Regions from separate parts of the Homo sapiens genome. Here region 2 is linked to region 1. A link is a loop called in an ENCODE intact Hi-C map of the cell type or tissue named here. Cell type or tissue: PC-3. All regions are shown on one strand. Each heading gives the region's core, and the rest is flanking DNA. Links, peaks and the distances in the headings are about the cores only.

Evidence for each region. Hi-C counts contacts between places; a loop is a spot of excess contacts. Peaks named below come from ENCODE experiments on the same cell type or tissue, not always from the same donor. Only the 100,000 strongest peaks of a DNase experiment are listed, where the experiment ranks them.
Region 2: a loop joins it to region 1, with 6 times the contacts of the local background. A loop is called at or near these places in 16 of 110 quality-filtered maps.

The regions. Positions count from the first base shown.
Region 1 is chr1:184,736,925-184,748,484 of GRCh38, forward strand. It overlaps EDEM3 (ER degradation enhancing alpha-mannosidase like protein 3), which reads right to left. Exons shown (of 20, transcript NM_025191.4): 3 at 687-787; 4 at 101-140. Among named protein-coding and RNA genes, the nearest start is that of EDEM3, 12 kb to the right of the region's middle. In PC-3, for the core only: no CTCF peak of the experiment used is centred there; no DNase peak of the experiment used is centred there; H3K27ac peaks cover 2,819 bases.
Region 2 is chr1:184,786,266-184,797,825 of GRCh38, forward strand. NIBAN1 (niban apoptosis regulator 1) reads right to left here. Exons shown (of 14, transcript NM_052966.4): 14 at 4,767-9,832. The coding sequence ends at 8,712. Among named protein-coding and RNA genes, the nearest start is that of EDEM3, 37 kb to the left of the region's middle. In PC-3, for the core only: no CTCF peak of the experiment used is centred there; a DNase peak (open chromatin) is centred at 6,566; H3K4me3 peaks cover 606 bases; H3K27ac peaks cover 3,802 bases.

The DNA.
Region 1 (11,560 bases), core at 3,580-8,579:
CTGAAGGCTTCTATTTCATACTTACTGTGTTATGATCATATTCATAATACTTAAGTGTGCATATCATGAATAAAATAAATCCAAGAAGAGTCAAACCTACCACAAGAGTGTCCAAAGAATCAATCAGTGTCAGAGAAAATCTAAGAAACAAGCGTTAACAAGATATAAAACATTAGAATCCTAAATAGTTTATGAATGTACAAGTAGACTTATCTACATTCTATTGACTGGTAGTTTCTATAAATTAGTACTTCCATGTATCTATAGTACAATGAAACCTATAAGGCTCTGAAAGAAACTGAAAAGCCTTTACATTTATGTTCAATGAATCTACGTATCTTCAAGAGTCATAGAAACATTCACTAGCTCTGAAAACAAATGAAAATATTAAAACATCAACAGTCCAATGTGCTAATGACTTTATAAATATTTTAAAAGTTACATAAAAGTTACATATATTTTAAGTTATATGCAGCTTAACAACTAACTTTTCTCTGATCCAAGATGTAAACTGATTAATCTTTTATAAATGATAACAGAAGGGAATAAAGGAGCATAATGTAATACATAAAACAGTCTTTAAAATTTAGCCAATCCCTAGAAATATTATTATATGTAAACTGTCTGTAAAAGTCTAAGACTTGGGAACTCTGAGATGCCATGCCATGCCCTGTGTTAATACTCACTTTCCCAAGGCATCATCAACGTCACCGCGACTTGGCTCTTGGCCTCTAACTCGACCTCTACAGGTTAAAGGCATGAGTTCATCAGCAGGGTAAGCATGTTCCTGCAAGGAAAACTTTAGTAAGTTACTAAGGAAAATAAGCGAAAGCACACATCATTTTGAGAACATAACTTTTTCACAGTTAAAAAATAAAATAATAGTCAAAAGTTGTACTAAATTTACACCCTGTGGAATCTTTTCAAAAATCTTTAATTACAAATGTAATACATGCTTGGAAAAAAGTCAAACAATACCAAAAAATTTCTTTAAAAAACTGATAATCTGCTTCCCCTCCCCTCCCCAATCTCACTTCCTAGAGCTAACTACTGATAAGACTGGCATTTATCCTTCCAGATTTATCCCACATACATTCAAATACATACACATATATTATTCTAAAATTTTATTTATGAACAGGTGTTCATGCCATATGCACATATTGCTCTAACATTTGTCACTTAAATAATGGAGTTTTCTTCCCACGTTTTTAGAATGTTACAGATGTACTCTATTCTAATAACTACAAACTGATAACATTAGCTAATATTTAATGAGTACTTATATTCTAAGTGATATTCTATCTATATATTTTAGTTAATTGTCACAATGCTCTGAAGTAGATTCAATTATCTCTAATTCATGGATGAAAAAACTGAGGCCCAGAGAAGTTAAGTAAGCCTAGATCACACATCTAGTAAATGATCCAGAATTCAAAGCCAGGTACCCTGACTCCAGAGTCTATCCCCTTAGCAGTACCCATTCCTCAAAGTATCCCTTTACTGATGAACATGGAGGTTGATTTCAATTTTTTTCTATACAAACAATGAAGCAATAAACACCTATGTGCATGTATCTTTTGAACATATGCCAGTATTTCTATGTATCAGATACCTAAAAATAGACCCATTAGGGTCAAAGGTATGTGTAACTAATTTTTGGTAAATGCTACAAATTGAGGACACCAATCTACACTCAATTACATTCTCACTAACATAGGAAATGATCAATAGTTCACATTTTGCCAAACTCCTAGGTAAAAGATGGTATCTAAAGATTCATTACTAATAAGGATAAACATCTTTTTGTATTATCCATTGTTATTTCTTTTTTGAAATGTCTGTTGATCTTTTGCCCATCTTTCCATTGGTTGCTTTTTTTGGCCACAAGAGACTCTCATACATTATGTTTGTCACACACAGTAAACATTTTTCTCTTTTGTTTGGCTTTTAACTTTATCTTGCTTTCACCTTATGGTTTCTGGCTTTCAAGCATGCTTAAAAGGATACCCTGAACCTCTGAAAATAGCACTGTTATACTTTTTTTATATTTAGATATTTACTCCATCTGGAATCTATTTTCATTTATAATATGAAATAGGAATGTAACTGCATTTGCTCCCCAAAAATAGATAATTTTCTAAATACTACTTTTAAAACAATCCATCCTTTCCCCAATGGCTTGAAATATTGGGTTCATTAGTTCTAAACTTTTTGCGAACACATTTCTGTAGTATTTATTCATTCTACAGATCTATTTGCCTATTCCTACTCCAAAACCATTATTTTAATTATTTTATCATTAAAATTATTTTAATTTTAATAAAATAATTAAATTTAAATTAATTTTAATTAAATTCATTTTAATTATTAAAATAACTATTTTATCATTAAAATAATTAAGATTAAAAGTAATAATTTAAATCATTAATTATAAAAATTAAATTAAATTTTAATTATTTTATCATTAAAATCAATAAACCATTATTTTATTATATAAAAATTATTTTATTAAGTTTACCCTTCTGGAGAACTTTGATATTTCCTTAAATTTTACTGAAATTTTAATTGGAAGAACTGAATTTGGGGAGAATTGATATCTTTAGCAACTGAGCCTTCCCTTCTCAGAATACAGTAGGTCACTGTATTAATTCAGATCTTCTTTTATGAATTCAGTTTCATCCTATAGGTTGCACATATTTCTTAATATTTATTAATAGGTACTTTATAGTTTGGATTACTGGGATTTTTGTTATTTTAATAATGACCATGACAGATCATTTCTGGTGTAGATGGTAATGAAGTACATGGAGGAATCTTCCTTCCCTACCCACTACAAACACAATGAAATGCTAAATAAATGTTATAAATTATTTTTTAACACATAGTTGAGCTTGAGAGTAAGAAATTTTCAAGTACCAAAATTAAACGGTGGAGTATAGAAGATAAAGCTGCACTGACCACAACATGGGTATTAGGAATAAAGACAGATTTTAGCGGGAGTTATGTTAATGCCCAAAGGACATAGGAGTTGATGCTGGTGGCCCTGCATACATGGCCACGAGCCAGGGCTAGGCTCTTTAAGTTGGGTGGTTGCTTTTGTGAAACTGGACTAGAACATTTCTACCTACTTGCCACGGGTCTTAACAGAAAAGAATAAAAACCATAAAGACCTGCTGATCTTTATATTTCCTTCACCAAGAGACAGTTTCTGAAACATTCCTCTAAAATTAATAAAATATAATTATGAGAAATATTTTGAGGTTAGAATCGTGTTAAGTACATGTTTCAACTTTAGGTAATACTAACTCCCTGCACCAAGAATAATAGGATTAACATACTCATAATTCTCCCCCTCAATATAGGATTTTTGTCAGTTATGTTATTAGAGGGAGTCTCACTTTGTACGGTCTCACTATACACAAGTTTCAATTACTACAAATTTGTTACACACCCAACAACATGGTTCAAATTTCAGTTATCATGATATATTAACTGTAATTACGTAAAACACAAACTTTGATGCTAGCTCTTTAGTCCACAAATCACTATGTAAATAACATGCTCATCATGATCAGTGATCAATCACATTACTTCTTTCAAAGTCTGTCAAGTGAATGATCACTCTGTTTACTCAGTTCACACAGAGGTGAGTGTATGTTGCCTCCTAGTCGCCCCGTGATAATCCTATGTAATAGTTTACAAAAATGAACAAAGGAGAATTAGCCAACAAACATGAGAGTCTGGCAAAGAAATAAAAGGTGACAACACGAAGTGAAATTTGAATTGAACATAAATGAGGTTATCAACAAATTTTAGCTGACCATGGGAATGTCGACACTTTCTCCATTCAAGAGACTACAGATAAGCAGCCACAGAAACTTAATAAAGGCCAAGTTATTGACACACATTAAGAAAGTGGTTGTGACATAAAGGTTGAAGATGTCACAGAAAAAGCTATGCCCACAAAAAAACTTCCCATTAAAGAAATCCTCAGATATTTCATGACACTGAAAGAGCAAAGGACAAAATATTTGAAGCTGATCCAAATTTAGAAAGGAGTATGCCAATTCACCAAGTATAGAAAAGATGCCTCCTCTGTAACTGAAGTTATACAATGAGAAGGCAGCAAAGAAAGCACTGTTTAAACTACTCTTAATGAGTCTTTTGTTTAAAAAATAATAATAATAAGGCCAGGTGTGGTGGCTCATGCCTGTAATCCCAGCACTTTGGGAGGCCAAGGTGGGTGAGTCACCTGAAGTCAGGAGTTCGAGACTAGCCTGGCCAACATGGTGAAACCCCATCTCTACTAAAAATACAAAAAATTAGCTGGGTGTGGTGGCAGGCATCTGTAATCCCAGCTACTCGGGAGGCTGAGGCAGGAGAATTGCTTGAACCTGGGAGGCAGAGGCTGCACTGCGCCGAGATCTCGCCATTGCACTCCAGCCTGGGCAACAAGAGTGAGACTCCGTCTCAAAAAAAAATAAAAATAAAAAATAAAAAATAAAATGAAATGACCTTAAATTTCAATGTTTCTAATATTTTTAATTACCATATAGTAAATAATAGTTTTGCTATTTTTTTCATTTTTCTTATATTTATAACCATCAGAAAGAAAAGTTTTGATGCTTTGACAAAGACTTTGAAGGTTTATAACATCTACATTCTGGTCTGGAACCATAATTCCCCAAGTTGCTAGTGTTAGAACCCAAGTGGAATTGATGCACAGCATTTTTCTAAGGCTTCTCCAATTTCTTAGTTTTTACTTTGTTCATCTCTTGATTGCCTGATATACTCAGGTATTTTATTGCTTATTTGTTTTAAAATAAGAGTATAACGGGTATTGTAGTTCTCTGATATTCCTGGGTTAGGCTGTCTTTTGCCTTATTGGAAGAAAAATTTGAATGGTTATAAAATGGCTGGAACAGTTTTTTTTCCTTCAGAAGTTTGAAGATACAGTTCTATACTCTTCTTGCATTTGCTGGGTGTTGCTATGGCAAAGTTTCTAAGACTAGAGTGGTCTTTTGTATCTTGTATATGACTTGTTTTTATTATGTGAATGTCCATATGATTCTTAGTTCTTGAAATTCAGCAAAAAAACTCCCAATTCCATGTCCAACTCTCTCCTACTGCCTCTCAGTCAACTTATTTAGATTCCAAACTCATAGCAAATTAGCAGCAGAAATACAGACTAGTGGCCAGGAACACTAAACACATAGGAAAGGGAAGGAAAAAATACACACAGAAAGGGGGGGAAATAACTTTCAAAGCAGGTTAAAGAATACTTTGCATTGAAGATGGCAACCTTTCAGACATTTAGAAAATTGCGTGCTCTGTAATGATCCATTCCTGGGTAGAGGATTCTAGGCAACACATGTTTTGATAGCATCAGAATCCACATACAGCTACTAAATTCTGAGTTCAATACCATGTAATTTTAATATTATATATAATATTTCAGCATAAATTCCTAATTACTTTTTTTGAAACGGAGTCTCACTCTTTCACCCAGGCTGGAGTGTGGTGGTGCAATCTCAGCTCACTGCAACCTCTGCCTCCCAGGTTCAACAATTCTCCTGCCTCAGCCTCAAGAATAGTTGGGATTACAGGTGTGCGCCACCATACTTGGCTAATTTTGTCTTTTTGAAGAGACGGGGTTTCACCAAGTTGGCCAGGCTGGTTTTGAACTCCTGACCTCAGGTGATCCACCTGCCTCGGCCTCCCAAAGTGTTGGGATTACAGGCGTGAGCCACCATGCCCAGCCCCTAATTACTTTTACACGTATCTTTTCATGTGTCAAATTCCTGACTACTCTTTTATGTGTCAATTCCAACAGAACTGATTTCCCAGAATGTACATTTTTATTGCTTTATAGTTTTATATTTAACACATATAAACAACACTTAGAAGAAATACAAAAATTTTTTAAAATTCCTAATGTATTTTGAAAGAATCTTTGTAAAACATCATTCAAATGTTAATTAGGTTGTAAACAGTTCCTTACTATTTTAAACACTGCATAGAAAACTTCATACTGCTGTTTTTTAGGGTTTTCTAACACACAGACACACACATACCTCTGTCTGAAATTAATATAAATTCAAACTCTAAATTAAATATGCCATTCAAATCCTGAAATTAATCTAGATAATAAAAATATTAATAGCAATTGCAACCCAGAATAATCAAATAAGGGAGTTTCAAACCAGGTGTAAAAATACTTTGTCTCTTTGTTTCAAGATTAAGAATAAAAATACAACCACACCTTTTTCTTTGGGTTAACCACAAAGCAAACTACAGACAGTTTGCACAAATTCAGAGCAATGCATACGTGGCAAATTAACAGCCTTATCAAGCTTCAAACATCCTGGCTTTTTGAGGCACAGTAATACCTCCTCTCTCTTCACAGTTTATTGTTGAGGGATACGTAATTCATATTGATATGACTCAGAGCCATGAGAAACATTTAATAATTATCACTCAGAAATAAAACTCAGATGATGAGAGTCCTATATAAATTAAGTAGAACATGTGCCTAGCTGAAAGAGCAAAAATAAAATAAAATAAAATAAAATAAATCATAATAGACCCTCCATATCAGACTCTAAATTTACTAGGGCTTTGAGGTAACAGACTTCTGCTCTAAACCACTCAAGTCAAAGCAGCATCAAAAACTGACTCTTTGCTCCTAGATCTGGTAACTTCAGCAATTTTAAAAAAGAACAACAAAGCTGAAAGACTTAAACTGCCTGAGTTCAGGACCCACTATTAAACTACAATAATCAGGACAATGTGATATTTGTATAAGGGTAGATAGATCAACAAAACAAAATACAGAGTCTAGAAACACACCCATGTATACATGATAAACCAATTTTTTTACACATATTTCAAAATAATTCAGTAGGGAAAGGATATTATTTTCAACAAATGGTGCTGGAATAACTAGACAGCCACATTAAAAAAATATATAAATCCACCTTTACCTCACATCATATACAAAAATTAACTCAAAATCAGTTATAGATCTAATGAACAAGCTAAAATTATAGAACATCTAGGAAAAAAAAACAAGAAAAAATTTGTGACATTGGGCTAGGCAAATATTTTTTAGGTAGGCTATAAAAGGCATGAATCATAAGAGAAAAATAATAAACTGGATTGATCATAATTTAAAGTATTTGTGCTTCAAAAGTTCCTGTTAAGAAAATTAGAATGTAAAGCACAGACTGGGAGAAAATATATCCAAAGCATATATTTGATAAGGGACTAATATCCAGAACATATTAACTTTTATAACTCAGTAATAACAGAACAAATGACAAATATATATATATATATATATATATATATATATATATATATATATGAATAGCAAATAAGCATATGGGAAAATTTTCAATGTCATTAATCATCAGGAAAAATCAAATTAAAATCACAATGAACTACCACTATACACCCAACAGAATGGCTGAAATTAGTAAGACTGGAAATACCAAGTGGAAGGACACAGAATAATTAAAACTCATACACTGCTGGTGGGAAATGCAAAATATTATAGCCATTTTAGAAAAGATTGGCATTTCTTATTAAGTTAAACTTACACTTGCCATATGACCTAGTAATCCTATTCCTAGGTGGGAAATATATGAAAATGTATGCCCAAATAAAAACTTGCACTCACAGGTTGACAGCAGCTTTATTAATACAATAATAGCCAAAGACCAAAAATAAGTCAAATACTCATTAAATGGTGAATGGACAAAGAAATTATGTTCAATCAAATCAACTAATACTACTGAGTAATAAATAAGAATTACAATATATCTCCAATATTGTGTTCTAGCAAATCAACTAACACTACTGAGCAATAAATAGGAATTACAATATATCTCCAACAACATGGATAAATCTCAAAAGCATCATGCTAAATGAAAGAAAGTAAATCAAAAGACTATGTACTGTATGATGCCATATATATGAAATCCTAGGAAAGAGAAAGGTGTAGTGACAAAACACAAATCAAGGTTGCTAGGCGTCAGAGGTGGGGAGAAGGAATTTACTGCAAATAACTATGAGTTAAATTTTTGGGGTGATGAAAATGTTCTGTATCATGACTGTGATGGTGGTTAAACAACTGTATACAATTGTCAAAAAAGAATTGTGCACTCAATTTGAAATTTTATTGTCTGTAAATTATATCTAAAAAAGATGAATTAGCTGAACGATCTGGTTCTACTGAATTAAAATTCTATGTAGAGTATCAGAGTGTGATTACAAAATGTTTTGAGAGGATACTATAGAATTTCTTGTGTAATTTTGGTAGGGTTTTAGGATGTTCTGAAAGCAAAGGCCAAGGAACAATGACTCATAGATGATAGTCCCACAACAGTCTACACAAAAAAAGGTAAATATAAATTTATATCTCCCTTACTCCCATTAGTACCATGCCTAAAATACTTTGTTTACAGAATTACTGTTTCTGATGAATGAACCATTAAAGAGAAACACCGAGTACAGAGTTTCAGATTGGGAAGATGAAAAAATTTCTAGAGATGAATGCACAACAATATGAATGTACTTAATGCCACAAAACTGTAAACTTAAATGGTTAAAATGGTAAATTTCATATTATGTATATTTTACAACAATAAAAATTTTTTTTAAACATTGGGGGGTAGGGGAGAGGCACTCCAAAAAAATGTACATAAATCTAGAAATGCACAGGAAGTTCATTTTGAAAGAGTTCCTTTGGTTTGATTAATAAAGACTATTCTACTGTTGCTTTCACAAAATCAAGCTTAATAGTGGTTATTAGGTACGATTCTACTAAAGGAAATTGTGCTTACCAACTCTATCCAAGCTTATTTTTAATGTTTAGGGCTCTTACCAGAATATAGTTTTTGCTTGTAACAGTTTGAGTTGTCTAACACAGACAGGAAAAACACTGGGAGCTCCAAAAAGGTTCTACATTTGGATGGCCCAAATACATGTCATTTTGTCATCTAAATTAATCTGCAAACTAAACTGAACACAAATACTCAAAACATGCTAACAGAAGCCCTAAAGTGACTGTGGCCTGGGGTTAAATAAGGTCACACAAGAACTGCTAAGATAAACATCAAATTCATGTCATTTGGTAAACGAGAAAGCCATCTGTGCAATTCACTGTGGGTAAACTGCAGACTGACTGGGGCTAGACATTTGTCAAACATAGTCGTTATTAATAGTCATGCCAATAAGTGTTAAAAACCCAAAAATCCCTAGATTTAAGTCCAGAGATGGCAGAGTTGTAGTAATCTACCTAAAGCTGGCAGGACATTTCTATTAAGAAATAGCATTAATAGAACCTTCTATTACATTAATAGAAAGTAAGTTCAAAGGGCACATGCCAAGAACAGGAAAGAATGTATGCGCTTTAAGCAAGTTCTATGTACTATCTGGAGAACAAGTTCTGAGTTACAGGCTAAGTGGATTTTAGGAGGGCAATTTCAATTTAGGCAGGAAATAAATAATAATGATAGTAGTAGTCGTTATCAGTAGCAGCAGTAAATTCTTACATCATGCTTCCTATTTGCCAGATATTAGTTCTAAGCACTTTCATTATATTAACTTGCTTAATCCTTCTAACAACATTGTGAGGCTGGCAAACCATTGTCTTCATTTTGCAGAGATGAAGAAACAGGCTCAGGAAGACTAGGTAACTTTCCCATTGTAACCCAGATGAGAGGTGGCAGAGCCATCTCAGGGTGTCCTGCTCCAAGTCCAGAGTTCTTGCTCTTAATAATACTATATTGCTTGTCTTTGGAAAACACCACTGCTTTCCTGGGAAGCAAGAAGGTTAAAGGAATTGTTCTACTGTAGACCAGACTGGAGAGTAGTATTAGAAAGAACTAGTGAGAAATGAGGAAAAACTTTCAACATTTATTAAAAGCCTGCCATGTACCAGGCATTTTATATTTTAGGATAGTAGGCAACTGACTACAAAAAAGTAAATGACTTACAGGCCCTGAAATTCACCTTAAACTTGTATTTTTAATTAAGTTTATTATTTCTTTGCATTTAAACACAAAGATATATCACAATGATCAAATGCAAAAAAAAAAAAACATTATTTTACTTCATCTTCACAAGAATTCAATTCAGTTCTTTCAAAAAAATTTGCTAAGCATTTATGTACCAGGCACAAGACATATAAAAAAGGTGAATGTATTAAAAATTAAAGAAATTGGTTCCTGTTCTTTAAAAAAAAATCTATAGTCTACAATAACTCTTTGCAATTATTCTCATTTTACATAGAAAGACACTGCTCAGATGGGTTAAATAACCTGTTTAGGGTCCAACCTGTAAATAGCTGAGACAGGATTTGAACTCAAGCCCTTCTAACTCCAAAACCTATACACTTTTACCCTACAGAAAGCTAAAAGTGTTTCTGAGTGTAGGGACCGGAAAAAAATTTCCAACTGACTTCAAATAACAAATACAAGGCAACTGTATTCTCGTTAATATTTTAGAACTGTGTCATGTTAGTTGAGAACTTGAAAAGAGGAAGTGTAAATTCTAGACTAAATCTTGGGTTACAGACCTCACACAGATTGAATATAGAAGAAGTACACAGCAAGAGTCACTCACATTGTAAAATAGTTGAACATTTTAAAATACATATTACAGTGGACACGTATGGTCCCACTGGAAATATATAAGACAATGTTACTTTCAAGAGTTCCCAGTCTTTGAAGCTGAAATCCTTCTCTCTTAAATCTTATTAAGTAGTTAATTGTAGCAGAAAGTTACTCAGTTAGGTCCCAATAGGCACAGGCCAGAAAGTCCTCTGAAAGCTGCCCTCAGTACCTGCACTGTCACAAACCTACTAAGTGTATTCTATAGTTAGAAAAAATGTATTGATATAACTTTCTGCCATTGATATAACTGTTCTACCTAAAAAGAACAAGATATTAAAGATACCATGCTTTATAAAGAGATGATCCTATTCATTGTGAGAAACTGAACTTATCCAGCTATATGCTATTTTATTTAACTTTGGAACTGCATTCATCAGTACGCATTTATGAGATGGCTAAGGTCTGAGGGTATAGGATGGAACCACTTGGCCATCTCAAAATCATTAGCCTAGATTTGTTAAATTATGCTTTGCCCAAACTGAATTAACCAGGGATAAATGATTTTGAAAGAAATAAGGGTTGACATGTGGGTGACAAAAAAAAATTAATTAAAAAACAGAACGGGTGTAATGGCTCACACCTGTAATCCCAACACTTTGGGAGGCAGAGGTGGGCAGATCACTTGAAGTCAGAAGTTCGAGACCAGCCTGGCCAACATGGTGAAACCCCATCTCTACCAAAAATACAAAAATTAGCCAGGCATGGTGGCACACACCTGTAATCCCAGCTACTCAGGAGGCTGAGGCAGGAGAATCACTTGAACCTGGGAGGTGGTGGCTGCAGTGAGCTGAGATAGTGCCGCTATACTCCACAGCCTGGGCGACAGAGCACAACTCCGTCTCAAAAAAAAAAACAAAAAACAAAAAACAAAAAAAACA
Region 2 (11,560 bases), core at 4,370-9,369, 50 kb after region 1:
CTATGTTTGTCACAGGTCAAATTTTCTCACTGACCTTGAGATAATGAACATTTTGACCATGACCACTGATCTCGTTATAATGAACTGAAGCAGTATATAAGTGATGTGAATTCTGTTGCTAACTTAGGGAGGAAAAATCTCTTTAGATCTTTCTTCTTACAAGGTTTATCAGTTTTTAAAGTTATTTTCAATAGAAAATTTAATTCCAAAACCAATACAAAAATTGATTCTTTAATAGGTCAAAGGCTTGGAGTTGGAAACAATTATGTTTTGTTCACCTCATGGTGAGTCTGACTAGAGCAGCGAATAGGCACTGGGGAAGTGTGTGAGAGTGACCAAGGTTGGCTGTGTGAGTGTTTATAGTTAGTACAGTATGGAAACAAGAGTATGGGTTTTAGAGTCAAACAGGAGTCCTTTGAATCCTGGTGAGGTAGACAGATTGCACTGATGGCCCCAGCCAATGCCTTCCCTGGACTCATGCCCAGTGCAATATGACTTTGCACCTCTTCCCATCCCTTGAACCTCGGTCAGCCTTGTGACTTGCTTTGGCCAATAGAACATGGAGGAAGTGACAGTGCCCTAGTTCTGAGCCCAGCTCTCAAAAACCCTTTTACTTCCTCTTTCTCTGTCAATCTCTCTCTCTCTCTCTCTCTCTCTCTCTCTCTCTCTCTGAACCTTGCTTCTACCAAAAGAAGCCTGGACTAGCCTGCTGAAATCTGGGATACCACATGGAGTAGAGCCCAGTTGTCCCAGTTGGGGCAAGACTAGACCAACATACAGCCAGCCAACTCCCAAACATGTTGAGAGAGCAAGCCAGGCACCTGATGCTTGACCTATAGTCGTCTGAGTTTACTGTTTGGAGGTACTGAGTTTTGGAGTGGTTTTGTTTTGTAGCAATTGCAATATGACACGCCTGGTTCCATTAGTTACTAGCTATGTCACCTTCAGGAAGTGGCTTAACTTCTCTGAGGTGCTCTTTATTCATCTGTGCTTAAATGTCTATTACACATTATCTCTTTTAATACTCATAATAATTCTGTGATGTGGGTGCCATTATTCTCGTTCTACAAAGAAACGAATTCTTGTAAAGGTTACGTGATTAGCCCGAGGTAACACAGTGAGTTGACAGCCATACAACTTTCTCATAAAGAATCTCAAAGAAAGTAAACCAAGTTTGTAGGTGATTTAGTGAAGAATTCCAAAATGCAATTTGAAAAGTGAGAGAGGCTCATTTATATTAAGAGTATCTCCCTTAAGTAGAATAATCAAAAATTTTAGTGCAGAAAAGATAACTCAGAAGTCTGAGTGTGGTGAAGGCAAGGGCTGATTGTTTTGTTTGCCACTCTACTCCCAGGGCCTAGCAGTCTGCAGCACATTAGTATATATCAATAAATATTATTTGATATTAAAATATTTATTGATGTCTACTAATGAATCCATGAATGAATCCTGACTGACAAATGGTACATGGAGAACACCATCTATTCTAACAACTGAATACAAAATTTAATGACTCAAAACTTAAGAAAGGGCAGTGACAGACAGATCACACCCCTAAGTCCCTCCGTGTGATAAATGGGCAGAGATAGGGGGATGAAAGAACTAAAGTCTGCCTCCCAACCCCAAGTTCTTAGATGAAAGCTTGGCCTTGACATGGAAATGAGATGGAAATTTCCAACTAGAATATGCTGAGTTGCTTTTGGTTTATTTTTTAAGTTTTTAGAAAGAAAGGGGGACCAGGAAATTATGATACCTGCCCAAGATATTATAAAGGGGTCTGCTACCAATGCAAAGAGATTCGGCAGGGCATATGCAGGATTAGTAATTGCAGAAAGATAAAACTGTTTCATGCCTGTTATCCCATGGAATTAATATTATTCAATAAACCAGTCACACAAATAAAAAAAAAAACTTGAAGCCTCCAATAGATGGAAATAGAAACACCTTCCTTTTTTCCTTCATATGACCTTTCTCAAACCAGTGTGCACAAAAGCTGTTCCCTACATGGTCCAGGCAATAGCACAGAATAAGGAGAGAGCAAGGAGGGGAAAGTTGAAGTCTCACCAGGAGAAGCCACTTCTTAGCTTCAAAATCACCTCAGCGTCCTGTAGGAATTCCTCCATTTTCCCATCCCAACTGTGTCCTGTTACTCCCTCACCCCAATTTGGAATTGCTAACACAAAGGGAGTTCTTGCTACTATACATGTATACTGCTTTGTGTGGAGTCCAGAAGTGGAGAAACACAACAGAATCTGCAGGAGGTCTGGAGCAGCATTCCCAGAGGACCCCGATTCCTGAAAAGAGTGTGTGGGGCTGCCATAAAGGGGTCTTGGTAAAAGTCTCCTTCAGGGTAGGCAGCTGGATTTTGGTTGTTGGTTTATGATAGAGAAGAGATAAAGGAGGCAAGAAATAAAGAGCAGGCTTAAGAAGTTCAACAACTGCCCTGTGTCCATGTGTTTTTTCGGGGGGTGGGGAGCTGGGGGAGGGATAGCATTAGGAGAAATACCTAATGTAAATGACGAGTTGATAGGTGCAGCAAACCAACATGGCACATGTATACCTATGTAACAAACCTGCAAGTTGTGCACATGTACCCTAGAACTTAAAAAAAAAAAAAAAGCTCAACAACCAAACTTGACATTTTTTGAGTAGACTCAGGAGCTGCCCTACATTTGTGCTGCCAGAACCCTTCCTCCGCTTCTTGCAGAACCATCATTTGCTTCTCAATCTTCCCAAATGGACTGAGCTCCCTAAAATGCAGGGACCATATCTGTTTCTCTCTGTTCCCTGCCCATCCACAGGAGAAGAGCTTGCCAGAGGTAGATGCTGTCCATGAACTCTTGGGCATTTGCTTGTGTTTTGCAGACTTGGGTGCAATTCAAGGGTGACCTTCGTAACTTTTTGCATTGATTGCATCATAGAGACCTTAAGAAAATCCAGTGGCAGCCACTGCCCTGAGAACTAGGAAGCGGTTCATAGTATTGATAGGTAGCTTGACTTGGGGGTAACTTGGCTCTGAAGCTCCCTCCCAGAGCTGTGGGTATGCACAAATGATGGTCAGTTTTCATCACTGAAATGGAACTCTCCCAGTAGGCTGAGGGTAAATGAAGTTACCAGCTTCACAGCCACTTATGGCATGCTGAGGAATCATCAGCTATATCTCCATTTGTCTCCTACTTCTGGAATGGATGGATGCTATTCATCTATTCCTTCAACTTTTTTTTTGATACAGAGTCTCGCTCTGTCACACAGGCTGGAGTGCAGCGGCATGATCTTGGCTCACTACAACCTCTGCCTCCCGGGTTCAAGTGATTCTCCTGTCTCAGCCTCCTGAGTAGCTGGATTACAGGGGCATCCCACCACAACTGGCTAATTTTTGTATTTTAGTAGAGACGGGGTTTCGCCATGTTGGTCAGGCTGGTCTCCAACTCCTGACCTCAAGTGATCTGCCCATCTTGGCCTCCCAAAGTGTTGGGATTACAGGTGTGAACCACCGTGTCTGGTCCCTTCAACATGCATTAAACATTTGCTATTGAGCTTTGTATTCCTTTGCTGTGATTACAAAGATTACAGACAGGGTACCTGTCCCAAAGGCACAGGCAAGGTAAATGCTGCAGTAGAGTGAGAGAGGATGACCAGAAGGGGGCAAGAAAATTAGGGTGAGAGTTCATAAAAGTGTTACTGGCTGTGGGGGCAGGGTGGATTTAGCCTGACTTATCCTGACGTTTACAGGAGAAGTGGGAATTGGCCAGATGGAGATGAGAGAGCCAGATGTTTTTAGCAAAAGGAAGAATGTGGCAAAGATTCAGTGGTGTTCAAGCAGGGGTGGCTCCAAGTGTGGCTGAGGAGAGAATAGCTTTAATTGACCCTCCCAAGACTCACGGATCCTGTCCAAGCCACACCCAATAAACATATGACCTCAGAAAAAACTCTGCAAACAGTTTCAAATCAACTCCCTGTCCCTTAATTCTAATCTGAATTTTGGCTCTAAGTGGAAGAAGGTCTGAGGGGGCCACTCTGGAAGTGATTCTTGCATCCTGGAAGTTTGGTATGGAAGGGGGAGAAGGAATGATTAATTTTATGCCACACCAAGTGTCCCCCTCACTGGTGAACTTGATTTCTCCAATGTTTCTTCCTCTCTCGCCTGAAGCTGTTGGTGTGACTAGAGTTAAAGGTGAGATTATAGACAAGATGTAGGCCAGGTGAGGAAGTAAATACTCATTTGGGGTTCTCCCTGGCCAGGTCCACCCTGGGAATTTGCGTTTGCTGATGTCAGGGATCATGTCTACTGTGTTCACTTGTTTCTCCACCACCCACTGGAGTGCCTGCTTATAGGAGGTGACCAGTCATTATTTTTTTGATGAATGAATCCACGGATAAATGAGCAACTGTGGACATGGCAAATAAATACTGTTGTATATATAATTACAGAAAGAATGAATGTTTTGCTCAATGTTACCCATTGAAAATAAATTTAAGTTTGAACAGCAGTTCAATTACATCAAGAATAATTGCCCACTGCTGTATTATGAATGTGATCCAATTCCTGGAGACGTAAGCATATGCATTATCAAAGCATAATTACACCTGACATTAAGTGGTTTCCCTGCAGATTCCTTCGTGACAACAGAAAAGTAAAAGGTCCATGATACAGCAAGAATGACTCGCCTTTTCGTTTCAGAGGGCTGTACCTCACAATTCAAATGTGACATCTGCTTAAAAGATGAAACCAGCCTCCTTCCAAATAAATGACATCTGGTCAGCTCTTCAAGGATGAACATTTTATTGGAATATAGGCACCTGGCAGAGTAAATACATGGTTACAAAGTGTTTTAAGTTTATTTGCTTTATATAGTGACCGGGAAAGTCAATCCACAGTGTCGATTTTTTTTCTTGAAGTTGCAGACTTTAGAAGGCAAACCCTCAAACCCGTCTCTTTATGGTAAAGTGTGAAGGCACATGTTGCCAACTGTTGCACCGACTGATACTATTATTAAGTCAATGATGTCCTTCCCTTCTTCACATCAAAATTGCTATGAATCACATATCACTTAACCTTATTATAATGAACGAAAATCACTTTTGTCTTGGGGAATTGTGAAACCTTTTGAAATCACTAGCTCTGACATAGAAGATTACCAGACTTGAGAATTTTTATAATAAAATATGTAAGGCCAGAAAGCTTTTGGACAAGTTGGAATCTTACCCTGGTAGTCTCCAAAATCTTTTTTTTTTTTTTTTAAAGAAAGTTTACTATGTGTAATGCAAGGCACTTATGTCTCTGCTTAAAGCTACAAGGGAAAAAATGACAAGCCCAGTTTTTTTCAAGGGAAATATTTTTTCTCTGTGAAAGGTCAGTAGTAAAAGAGCTAGTTTAAAGTCATGGAGTTTTTGCCAAAAACCATGTCTCGAGGTTTTATGCATTTCTAATGGCTTTGCCCATAGGAGAGATACCCAGAGTGGCAAACAGAGGCTAAGGAAAAAAATGCTGTTCATTTAGATCAGAATAACCTCGCTCCAATCTGGAAACCACTCAAATGACACATACAAGTCTGTATGAAAAGCAAAACAAACTCATGGTGATATGCAGTTATTCCATTCAACATGTTAAAATGAAGACAGAGTATTTTAAATGCACTCTAGTTTCCTGTTCCATCTTCAAATTAAACAATCATCCTGCTTATTCTAGAAAACTTTTTTTTTTTTTTTGAGACAGGGTCTCATTTTGTTGCCCAAGCTGGAGTGCAGTGGTAAAATCATAGTTCACTGCAGCCTCAACTTCCCTCGCTCAAACAATCCTCCTGCCTCAACCACCCAAGTAGCTAGGACTGCAGGCACACACCATTATTATTTTTTGTAAGGATGAGATCTTGCTATGTTTCCCAGGCTTGTCTAGAACTCCTGGGCTCAAGTGACCCTCTCACCTCAGCCTCCCAAAGTGCTGGGATTATAGGTGTAAGCTACCACATCCAGCCCAAAAACTTGTCTTTAGTGAAATATGTACAGAAAATTCTTTGATTATATTCTGGAGTACATCCTGCCAAATAGTGCCCAGTCCTCCCTGACCTACATGATGGATAAAGTTAGGGCACTGATGTTCATCCATCCAATGCAGTGAAAGGTACTCTCTTTTAGGGTTGAAAAAAATCTCTTAGCTTTCCAGGGGGTGCAAGAAGCCCTGCATTGAGCAAAGAAAGGAAGCTAGGAAGCTCCGGTGTGAGGTCAGCCTGGGCTGGGACTCCACACTACTGTCCCAGGGAGTCGGGCAGCCTTTGTGGGGCTGGGCACTGCCTCTTTGGCTTCCTGCCTTACTGGGCAGTGCATCTGGCCATCTGCCCCTTGGACTTTGGACTTTACTTAAGAGAAAACTCAACAAGGGCAGAAAGCCCAATTCAAAACGTCTTTCTGCCTGACAGCAGGCCCCAAATAGCCCCAGCACAGCAGTGTTCTGGGTGTCCAGTTCCCACATTTCCCGAGCAGCCTGACGCATGCCAGGTCCTATGCACCAGGGATATTAAAGTGACTCAAGGAGGCAGGAAGCCATTATTCAAGGCTGTGGGTTTCTAGCAGGAAGCACAAATGATGACTAAACCCTAGTTTCTGTCTTTTAAGAGAGGAGCCACTTGGAGAGACAAGAAGTAAACCTAATTTCAACACACCATGCTAAATGCCAGGATATGAGTGAGCACTGCAGAAAGCAGAGACTGGGGGAGAAGTGGTCTTTACTTCCTTCACCTGTGGTGGGATCCCTCAAAGACATGAGGATTTAAACACGCCAAGAAAAGTTGCAACAATTAAATATGATATTATACATATACTGAGTATTATTCATGTTTATGACCTAGAAATTCTTCATGGGAGGGCTGAAAAGGGTGATATTTTAATTTCTGGTTAAATGGTTGAACTGTGTGTGAAGCAAATGCTCTAAAGAACTGACATAAATTTACTCGATAGTGATGATCTAAACAAGTTCTCAACAAATATGTTGAGATCTGATGTTAAAATTTGGGGAGGGGCCAGGTAGCTCACGCTGTAATCCCAGCACTTTGGGAAGTCGAGGTGGGTGGATCGCTTGAAATCAGGAGTTTGAGACCAGCCTGGCCAACATGGTGAAAACCCATCTCTACCAAAAATACAAAAATTAGCCGGGAATGGTGCCGCATGGCTGTAATTCCAGCTACTTGGGACGCTGACAGAGGAGAATCTCCTGAACCCAGGAGGCGGAGGTTGCAGTGAGCCGAGATCACACCACTGCACTCCAGCCTTGGCGACAGAGTGAGACTCCATCTCAAAAAAATAGAATAAAATAAAATAAAAAGTCGGGGAGGGAAACCACGATGTAATACTTGGGACTGGAGATTTTAGGAAATGATCTGGTATTTTTCTGAAGGAGAAAAGAACAACTCCTTTTAATCTTTTGGAAGCAAGTCTCTTCCATTTTCAACATTAATGGTTATAGGTCACCATCCGTTAAGAAGATGTGTTTTGTCTATTTCCATTAAAATGTAAGTTCTAGGAGGAAGGAACAAAGTTGTTTTTCGCCATGGTATCCCCAGTGCTTGGTATATAACAGAGACTCAATTAGCTTGCTGAATGACCAAACAAATGATTTCAGCTTTTGATAACATCTTTGGAACTTGAGAGCATACACCTTGGCTTTTGTCTTTATTCATTTATTTATTTATTCATTCATTTTGTGCCCTTCTGGGAATGAACCAGGACTATTTGAATGGAAAGAGAAAAAAAAAAGCTGTCATAGTTTAAAAATTGGCATATGTTCTCTTCCAGATTAAATTCCCTTGGACCTTTTAATTTATGCTAGAACAAGCACTTATCTTTTCTTTTTTTTATTACTAAGCCCAACACAGTGCGTGGCATGCAGTAACTGTTCAAATAATGTTTGTTTAATTGACGGGTTTTAAGCTCGATAACTTAGCTAAGCCCTTTGCACAGTCTAAGCCTAATTTGGAATGCTTTCAGTCTTACCCAGGCCAATAAAATTTTCTTGCCTCATCTGAATTTCCTGCAAATGTGATTAATTAATAAGAATCATCAAGATTAATTAATAAGAAATTGATAGCAGGATGAGTAACAGGCCCAGACAGTCCCACAGATCACACCTTCCACCCTCCATTTCCGCTTAGCTTCTCTTGAATCTATTGGGCATGATTGCCTCTGTGGGGGCTACAGCCAGCACGGGTGACTGTTCATGACCTACCCTCTCTTGCAGTCTGACTGTGGACAAATGCCGAGTCCTTAAGAGATGGTGAAGTAGGCATAGTAGATAGTAAAGGTAGACTTACAGTATACATTTGCATTCTCAAACAAAATTAAAAAGCCTTAAAGTGCACAAGAAGATTGCACAATTGAAAAGTGCAGAGTATACTCAAAACTGTCATCCTACTGTTTTCTCAGTCTTCCCTGCAATACTATTCCCTCCTCAGACATCCTCAGCTCCCTCTCACCCCAAGTATGCCATTGTCTTTGTAATTCTTATTAAAATACTAAAGCAAAAATTCATCGTAGAACAATTCATGTCCACAAAGGTTTGCCTCAGTTGCTCATGCCCTGTATGCATTTCCTCTGGTTTTATTATTCAAATTAAGAAAATACTTAAAAATTTTTTGGTAACAGCTTGCATGCAACCCCTAAGTGTACCCCTATAACCCTTTGGCTTTTTTCAGAGAAAGACTTCAGCCAAATTGTCCCTTTCACTCCTCTGAGGGCAGCTCTGGGAAACTCTCCTGACCACCTTCTCCCTCCTTCACGTCATCTTTGTGTGACAGCAGGACATCCGGGTTTGGAGCATCCTCCACCACCCACTGACACTCATGAATACGGGCTACCTTGATCTCCTCTGCATTCACACTGGCCGTGGCCTGGGCCGCGCTGCTTTGCCCTCCCATCTCTTCTTGTTCCTCAGAAACCTGGCTCTCACTGAGGCAGATGGGGTCAGAACCTAAGGTGCAGCCCTCTTGCTGTGAGGCATCCCCTTCCTCGGTACACTTGCCCCCTCTTCCTTCATGGGCAGTGAGTGTGCAGGCCTCTCCTGGGAGCTCCCCCTCCATGGGCCCCAGGGGCTCCTCGGTGAGCCCTCCACTGGCTGGCGGAGAGGCTGGGCTGCCTACCTCTGGAAATCCCCCCAACTCCTCCCCATGGGCCTCGGGACAGGGAGGTTGGGCCTCCCTCTCGCTGACTTCACTTTCTTCACAGTTGTCGGGGTGGATGGCAGCTGCCTGACTGGGCTCTTTTTCCTCTTCTTCTTCATTTTCTTGGGGAACGTGGCTCTCCCCATTCGTATCTTCTTCCATCACTGGAGCAGAGTCCACTGGTACTTCCACGGACGCTGTCAGCAACTTTCTGAGCGCCTTCAAAGAACCCGAGGCAGTGATGGGTTCTGGCTCTTCCTGGGCGGGTTCTTCATCCTCAAGGGTCCCTCCAAACTCCAGCTCTGATGAGCATGTGCCCGGGAGTCCTGCTGTGTCCTCTGTTGCCACAGGATTCACCACGGGGTCATCCACTCTTGAAATAATCACCTGCTCAGTCCCATCTGGGGGTGGGCTTGGCCCAGGGAGAGAAAGGCTTTCTCCTTTGGCCAACGAGCTAGGGACCTCAGGCTGCTTCTCTTCCTCTGACTCCTGGAATACTTCGTTACTGAGGGTCTCACTACCCAGAACTCCTGGCAGAATGGCAGAAGCTCTCCTGGCAGGGCTGGCCTGGTTTGACCCTGTGGGGGGCTTTAGATCTGTTAAGCTGGACACACTTTCACTGGGCAAGGCCATGTTATCTTCAAATAAGTTGTGTTTCTTCAAGATAGCAGCTTCCTTTATCACTGAGAGATATCAGAAAACAAAACATGATTTTCTGATTTTATTGAGAAGCCAAAGTCCCCTTTCAGCCTCTCTGGCTATCCAAATTTCTCCATTTCAAGACCCAGCTTACATCCAGGGAGCCTTCCCTGATGACCAAAGTCTATAAACTCTTTCCAAACTCTGAGCCTCTGTAGCATTCATTCATTCATTTATTCAAACAGCAAACATTTGCAGGACATTTAACATGGGACAGGCCCTGGGAATCCAGAGATGAATAAACTATAGCCTTTGTTTTCAAGACACTCAGGGTCTGCAGTAGTGTCACCTGTATCCCTCAGGGAGGCCCCAGCACATTTTATTAGCTGCTAAGATGGGTGGCTCCAGTTTGTCCACCTGGACTGAAATCCTCTAGGGCAGGGCCAGGCCTTACACTTATCTGCTTTACCTTGCAGTACAGTCCTGAATGTGTAATAGGTACTCGGTACTGCACATGCAGAGGAGAGGGCCAAAATGAAGATCCATGTGCATCTAGCTCAGTTTCAAAGGCCTCCAGAGGGGCAAATCCAATAACAACAACAACAACAGCAGGTGACATTTTTGACCACAGGCCTCCTACTTATGGCTGTGCAGGGGCTGTAGTGCCCAAAAATATCACATCTCAGGGGTGCCATTCATATCAAAGACAGAACAGATTTGTGTATTCGGCATAACTTTTCAGCATCTAGCTGCAGAGTTTCCTTCTCTAACAAAATCAATATATTGTGACAATTTTCTAACAGACAGCAATAAAGTGTCTGGAGGAAAGGAGTCTTTTTCTAAATCACCCAAAAGTGCCCATGGTGGGCTGGCAGTGGCCTTGACCGAGCCCTTCCTTTGTGTAGACACTGTGCTGACATCTTCATATTGCTGGTCTCACTGGATTCCCTAGAATTAGCTACTAGGACCTTGGGCTTGTCCTTGGCCAGTTTTCATTGAGGAAGGTCTTTTGTGATACTCAAGACCTTCCAAAAGGAGACCAGATATGTTTCAGGTCCACAGTTTGATGGTGGCCTTCTCCAGCTTTTTTTTTTTTTTTTTTTTGAGACCGAGTCTCACTCTGTCACCCAGGCTGGAGTGCAATGGCACAATCTTGGCTCACTGGAACCTCTGCCTCCTGGATTCAAGCGATTCTCCTACCTCACCTTCTGGAGTAGCTGGGATTACAGGTGTACACCACCATGCCCAGCTAATTTTTTAATATTTTTAGTAGAGATGGAGTTTCACCATGTTGGCCAGGCTGGTCTTGAACTCCTGACCTCAAGTGATCTGCCCATCTTGGTCTCCCAAAGTGCTGGGATTACAGGTGTGACCCACTGTGCCCAGCCCTCTCCAGCATATTTTAAACAAAGTTTTCCTATCCACAATCCAATCCCAGGCAAGGCATGATTCCTGAGGATACTGGATGCCGGAGTCCCACCGAGACTTGCGTGGCACTGCATCATCACCCTGCACCTTTTTCTGTCTGGCTGAGTGGAGTCTGGGAATGTGTTGAGAGAGCCATTAATAAGCCTTGCTGCTGGAATTGCCTCTTCTCAGCTTTGGTGGGTGGGGGGCAGGGGCAGTTACAAGCCTGTGCCTAAGAAAAGCCCTTTTCCCTTTGTTCTGTCTGGAATAGCAAGAGGAAGACAGCTCTTCATGAGAGACCCGAGATTTAATCTCACTAAGCCTCAACTTTCTCATCTGTAAAATGAAACTTAAAATTCCCATCT